Linked DNA regions of Homo sapiens: region 2 is linked to region 1. A link is a loop called in an ENCODE intact Hi-C map of the cell type or tissue named here. Cell type or tissue: IMR-90. All regions are shown on one strand. Each heading gives the region's core, and the rest is flanking DNA. Links, peaks and the distances in the headings are about the cores only.

Region 1 (2,914 bases), core at 303-2,802:
CAGCTCACTGCACTCCCGGGTTCCAGCAATTCTCCTGCCTCAGCCTCCCGAGTAGCTGGGATTACAGGCACCCGCCACCACGTCCGGCTAATTTTTTGTGTTTTTGGTAGAGACGGGGTTTCACCATGTTGGCCAGGCTGGTCTTGAACTCCTGACCTCAGGTGATCCGCCCACCTCGGCCTCCCAAAGTGCTGGGATTACAGGCGTGAGCCACCGCGCCCCTTACATTTATTTATTTATTTAGAGACAGAGTCTAGCTCTGTTGCCCAGGCTGGAGTGCAGTGGCATGATCTCGGCTCACTGTAACCTCTGCCTTCCGGGTTCAAGCCATTCTCCTGCCTCAGCCTCCGGACTAGCTGGGACTACAGGCGAGCGCCACCACGCCCGGCTAAACTTTTGTATGTTTAGTAGACCTGTTAGCTGGAAGCATGGTGAGCACCATTTCTGGACGCTCAGGCTGTGTCGGGCTTCAGTCGTCTCCACCACACAGGTACAGCAGCGCTTTCTGGTAGTCGCCCTTAGTGTCTTGCTGGATGTAATAGTACAGGGACTTGCCGTACTTTCTCTTGAATTCAGACCTAATTTTCAACATGTCCACTTCACTGCGGGAGACCATGATTCTGATCAGGACCTTATCTCGCGTCCCCTTGCCCTTCATGGAGTCGTACAGCTGATCAGCAAAATACAAGGGCTTGTTCTGAATGCGCTGGACCAGGTTCAGGAAAGCATTTTCCAGGTCTCCTTTAACCTCTTTCCTGATGCTTTCCAACATGTCATAAGGGCTGTAACTCTTGTACCTATCAAATACTTTCTGGAGGTGGGGCACGCTCCGCTCGGTCATGATGCTGATCCACTTGGGAACATCAGTTCCTTTCCTCTTCACTCCAGCGTCATAGAGATCCTGGGCATCTTGGTCAATCAGTTCATAATCAATGACAGAGCCATCCTCTGCTCTTCTACCCTTTGCCAGGGCAACCATCAGCTTGCGGAAGTCACCAGATGTGTCCGAAATAATGTCCTTCTCCAGATCAGTCTTGTACATTTCCTTGTAGACTCTGTTAATTTCCTGCAGCTCCTGGTTGGTTCTGGAGCAGATGATCTCAATGAGAGAGTCCTCGTCGGTTCCTAGCCCCTTCATGGAAGCTTTTAGCTCAGAAGCGTCATACTGAGCAGGTGTCTTCAATAGGCCCAAAATCACCGTCTCCAGGTGGCCAGATAAGGCTGACTTCAGTGCTGATGCAAGTTCCTTTTTGGTCCTTCTCTGGTAGGAGAAGACAATATCCTGTCTCTGTGCATTGTCGCGGTTGGTCACAATGTTGACAATGGTGACCTCATCCACACCTTTGGTCTTGATGGCTGTTTCAATGTTCAAAGCATCCCGCTCAGCATCAAAGTTAGTGTAGGCTTTGACAGACCCATATGCACTTGGGGGTGTAGAGTGATCACCCTCCAAGCTGAGCTTGCACAGGATTTCGTGAACAGTAGACATTTTGAAGGAAGCTGGGCCGTGCGCCGAGAGCTGAGAGCGTCCCCAAATGCTGAACACAGGTGAAGCTCTTGAGTCCGCACTTGATGAGCAGCAGATATTTTACAGAAAGATCCACATCACCCTCTAGTGGTCAAAGGGGCGAATTCATCCGATGCCCGCTGAGCTCTGCCTCGGCCTGCCTGGGTGGGGAGTGGCCCGCCCCGCAGCGAGGCAGCAGGGAGGCATCCCAAGTATCAGAGCGGAATTAAGAAAAAAGCAGCACTTGGTGTGGTACCAGGCACGTACTCCACAGCATTATTACTAGCAATTACTTACACAATTACTCAGCCATTAGTCTAATGCCGATGGTGGTTTATCAGTGCATTTTGCCTCCCTCAACCTTTTATAGTCCCCCAAGGCAGGTGTGCTGCCTAAATCTCTATCCTATGTTCTCTGCTTTTTTCATTGTAAACTCTATATCAAGGGATTGGAGGCACTTTCATTCTTCCAGTGATGCTAAATGTCCCAAAGGTGTACTTCTTATCCAGATCCATTTTCTGAGTCCATGACTTGTACATCCAACTGCTCCCTGCATATTCTTGTTTAGATTACTGTCCCAAAGGCACTCCCAATCTCAAAGTAAATCTTGATCTTCTTCCCACTTGGTCCTCCTTATTTGTCTGTCTGTCGCAGTCTCTTAATCACCACCCCCCACCCCCTGCATATTGCTGCTCATGTCTAATCAATTGCCAAGTCCTTTGATTTTCTTCCTTTTAAATGTCTCATTTTCCCCATATTTCTAACACCATCATCATTATCCCAGCTAAACTACTGCTTGCCTGAGCTAACTTTTTTCTCCGCATCAACTCTGTCCACACTGCTGGAGGGTGGCAGCATAAGCCCCCAACCCTCCGCCCAAAATATGCCACTTTGGCATAAGGATTATTTTGAGCTAGAGTCATTAAAGACAATAGCAGGTATAAGAGTACTCTGACCCTTCCCCTTTTCTTCTTGAAAAATGGAATAAGCCTCCCATATAAAAGATGTCTTATCTATACCAGAAAGAAAGAACATTCTTAACATGAAGGGTAGGAGGGGATGATGTTGAGGCCAAGGAATCTATACCAAAAAAGCTTGTTAAACTAACCCTCACCTTCCTAGTCACTTTGCCATTCAACCAGCAACCCTAGCCCAAGCCCCTTTTTCACCTTTCCACAATGTATGACTCTTTGCCCAACTGAGTATATGAGTATTGAATTCTAACTGCATATTCAGGTCTTCCTTTAATTATGGGGCCTTTCATGTGATGTAAAACTTATATTAAATACATGTGTATGCTTTCCTCCTGTTAATCTGTTCCATTCTCAGGCCCAGCCGAAAAACCCTAAGAGGGAAGAGGTAACATTTTGTCTTCCCTGCACAGTCCATTATTTCTTCACTTTGTGA
Region 2 (2,914 bases), core at 1-2,500, 100 kb after region 1:
GGGGCCCCCTCCCACCGAGGGCTGAGCCCCCGCTACCTGTCTTTTCTGTCGCGGACGTCCAAGTCCCGGAACCTGCGCGTCAGGCAGTGCTCCACCTCTGCGGCGTCGCCCTTGATGGCCGCCCTGTGGATCTTCCGCAGTTCCCAGTCCCGAATGTGGTACCCCCGACCCGCATACTCTTGGTCCATGGAGCTCAGGAGCGCCTGGCCCAGGCGTCTCCCAAAACTGAGGAGCTTCCTCATGGTGGCGACTTCTCAGATGCCCACCACCCGCTCCTGAGACGCCGCGGCTCCTCGTGGCCTTTCCACCCCCACCCAGCTCCAAATTCGAGATCCCCCTCCCCACCCAGCGATCCACCCCTAAATCCAAGATGCACCCCCAAACCCGCGATGTAGCTCAGAATCCGCGATCCAGCCCGGTCCACTACAGCCTTCAGCAGCGACACTCGCAGCCTCCGACCTCTCGATAGAGTGAGCCCAGTAAAGCGGTTAGGCGCGCGCCTACAGCTCAGCGCCAGCCCGGACTCCGGAAGGCGCCCTCGAGCTCGCGTGGCCCGCAGAGGGTGACTGCAGCTCGGGCTCAGGCGCCGCTGGCTTGCGGGTTCTCCTGGGCTGGCGCGGGACGTTCCGGAATCTCAGGCGCGCATCCCTTCCCGCCTGGCCGTGACTCCCGCCCCTCTTCTCCGAAGAGAGATCGGGGCCGCTCCAGGGACCGTCCGCGGGGATGGGGCTGAGGGTCGGTTCCTGCCCCGGTGCAGCCGCCGCCGGGCAGACCGCCTGGCTTGGCCGCAGCCACGGCGACATCTAGCCCCGGTTCTGCGAGGCTGGGCGCGCCAGCCAGCTTGGGAGTTGCCCGGCGCCTGTAGCTGGGCGCCCAGGTGGTGGAGCATGGCCTGGGCGGCCTCTGGATCGCGGGTGCCCCTGGCCTGAGAGCCCGCCAGACCCTGCCCCCTCCCGGCTCCTCCTCTGCCAGAGCTCGAGACCTCTAGCCAGGGGCCCTCTGCAGCCACCGGGGATGGGGCTGAGGGCCGGTTCCCGCCCCCGTGCAGCTGCTGCAGGGCAGACCGCCTGGCTCGGCCGCAGCCACAGGGACATCTGGCCCTGCTTCCGAGATGTGGGGAGTGCGGGCGGGCCCAGGAGTTGCCTAGAGGCTGCTGCCTGCACACAGAGGGCGACTGCAGCTTGGGCGCCCAGGCAGCGGAGCATGGTCTGGGTGGCCTCTGGAATGCGTGCGCGCCAGGCCTGAGGGCCCCCCTGGTGGTGCCACCTGCCCTGGTCTTCCTCTGCCTGAGCCTGGAGCAGCTGAAATGGCCACTCTGCAGTCACAGGGGATAGAGTTAAGTTTTCTTATCCCACGCATGCACACGAAAAGGTAACTATTCTGTGAGGTAATTAACATGTTCATTGACTTCATTTTGGTAATCATTTCAGAATGTGCATATAAACGCATCACATGTACAATTTTTATTTCTCTATTACACCTCAGTAAAGCTGAAATAATTAACAGGATTGAAAGGATAAACCCACAGTTCTATAGTCACAGTTGGACACTTCAATACCTCATTTTAATTAATGGATAGAAAAACCAGACAGAAGCTTCATGAGAAATACAAGACTTAAACAACAGTAGAAGCCACTGAGAGCTAATACACATATACAGAACAGTCCATCCCAACAACAGCAGAATATACATTCTTTTCAAGTTATGTGGAACTTTCTCTAGGATAGGCCATATCTTCATCCACAAAATATGTCCTAATCATTTTTAAAAGTTTGAAATCATACAAAATATAATTTACAACCACAATGGAAGAAACAACAGATAAATAAGTGAAAACTGGAAAATTCATGAAAATGTGGAAATTAAACAATACAGTCTTCAACTACCAGTGAGTGAAAAAATAAATTACAAGCAAAATTATAAAATATCTTGAGACAAATTAAAATAAAAACAAAACATACCAAAACTTATTGAATGCAGTGAAAGTAGAGTTCAAAGGAAAATGTATGGATATAAACAACTACATTTTAAGAAAAAATCTCAAATCAATATCCGCACTCTATACCTAAAGGCAGTGGAAGAAAACAAAAAAAGACTAAATCCAAAGCTAGCAGAAGGAAAGAAATAATAAAGAGCATAATTAGAGCATAAATCAATAAAATAAAAGGTTGGAGAGCAGTAGAATAAATAAACATAGATTCTTTGAAAGATCAAGCCTTTCACTATATTGACTGAGCAAAAGATGGAAGACTAATTATTAAAATAATAAATGAAAGCAGAGCCATTACTACCAACTTTACAGAAATACAAAAGGATTACAGGAGTATACTGTGAACAACTGTCCAACAACAAATTAGGTGCCCTGGATGAAATGGACAAATCACTAGAAAGACATAAACTACCAAAGTGGCTCCAGAAAAAAGAGAAAATCTGAATAGACCTATAACCTAGGAGACTGAATTAGTAATCAAAAGCGATTATTTGTTATTCATTAATAAAATGCAAGACAAAACCAAAATGAGATGCCACTTTGCATCCACTAGTAAGGCTTTCATAACAACGACACAGAAAATAAATGTTGCTAAGGAGGTGGAGAAATTGGAGCCCTCGTGAACTGGCTGCTAGGAATAGAAAATGATGCACTTGCTGTGGAAAACAATTTGGTGGTTCCTCACAGAATCACACGGAGAACCAGAAATTCCACTCCTAGGCATTATTCACACACAAAAAATTGGCAGCAGGGTCTGGAACAGATATTTTTACACCGAAGTTAATTGCAGCATTATTTGTTATAGCCAAAAGGCAGAGACAACCCGTGTCCATCAACAAATGAATGGATACACAAAATATGATACATAAATAATAGAATATTATTCAGCCATTAAAGAGGATGAAGTTCTGATACATGCAACAT

The links. Peaks named below come from ENCODE experiments on the same cell type or tissue, not always from the same donor. Only the 100,000 strongest peaks of a DNase experiment are listed, where the experiment ranks them.
Region 2: it touches region 1 in a loop (5-fold over the local background); 2 of 110 quality-filtered maps call a loop at or near these places.

The regions. Positions count from the first base shown.
Region 1 is chr9:33,622,849-33,625,762 of GRCh38, reverse strand. It overlaps the pseudogene ANXA2P2. Among named protein-coding and RNA genes, the nearest start is that of PTENP1-AS, 53 kb to the left of the region's middle. RefSeq lists an enhancer at 1,197-1,696. In IMR-90, for the core only: a CTCF peak has its summit at 1,606 (motif pointing left); a DNase peak (open chromatin) is centred at 1,592.
Region 2 is chr9:33,521,818-33,524,731 of GRCh38, reverse strand. ANKRD18B (ankyrin repeat domain 18B) reads right to left here and starts at 481. Exons shown (of 19, transcript NM_001393611.1): 1 at 37-481. The coding sequence starts at 242. RefSeq lists an enhancer at 1,065-1,114. In IMR-90, for the core only: CTCF peaks have their summits at 533 and 1,234; a DNase peak (open chromatin) is centred at 521; H3K4me3 peaks cover 1,460 bases; H3K27ac peaks cover 1,336 bases.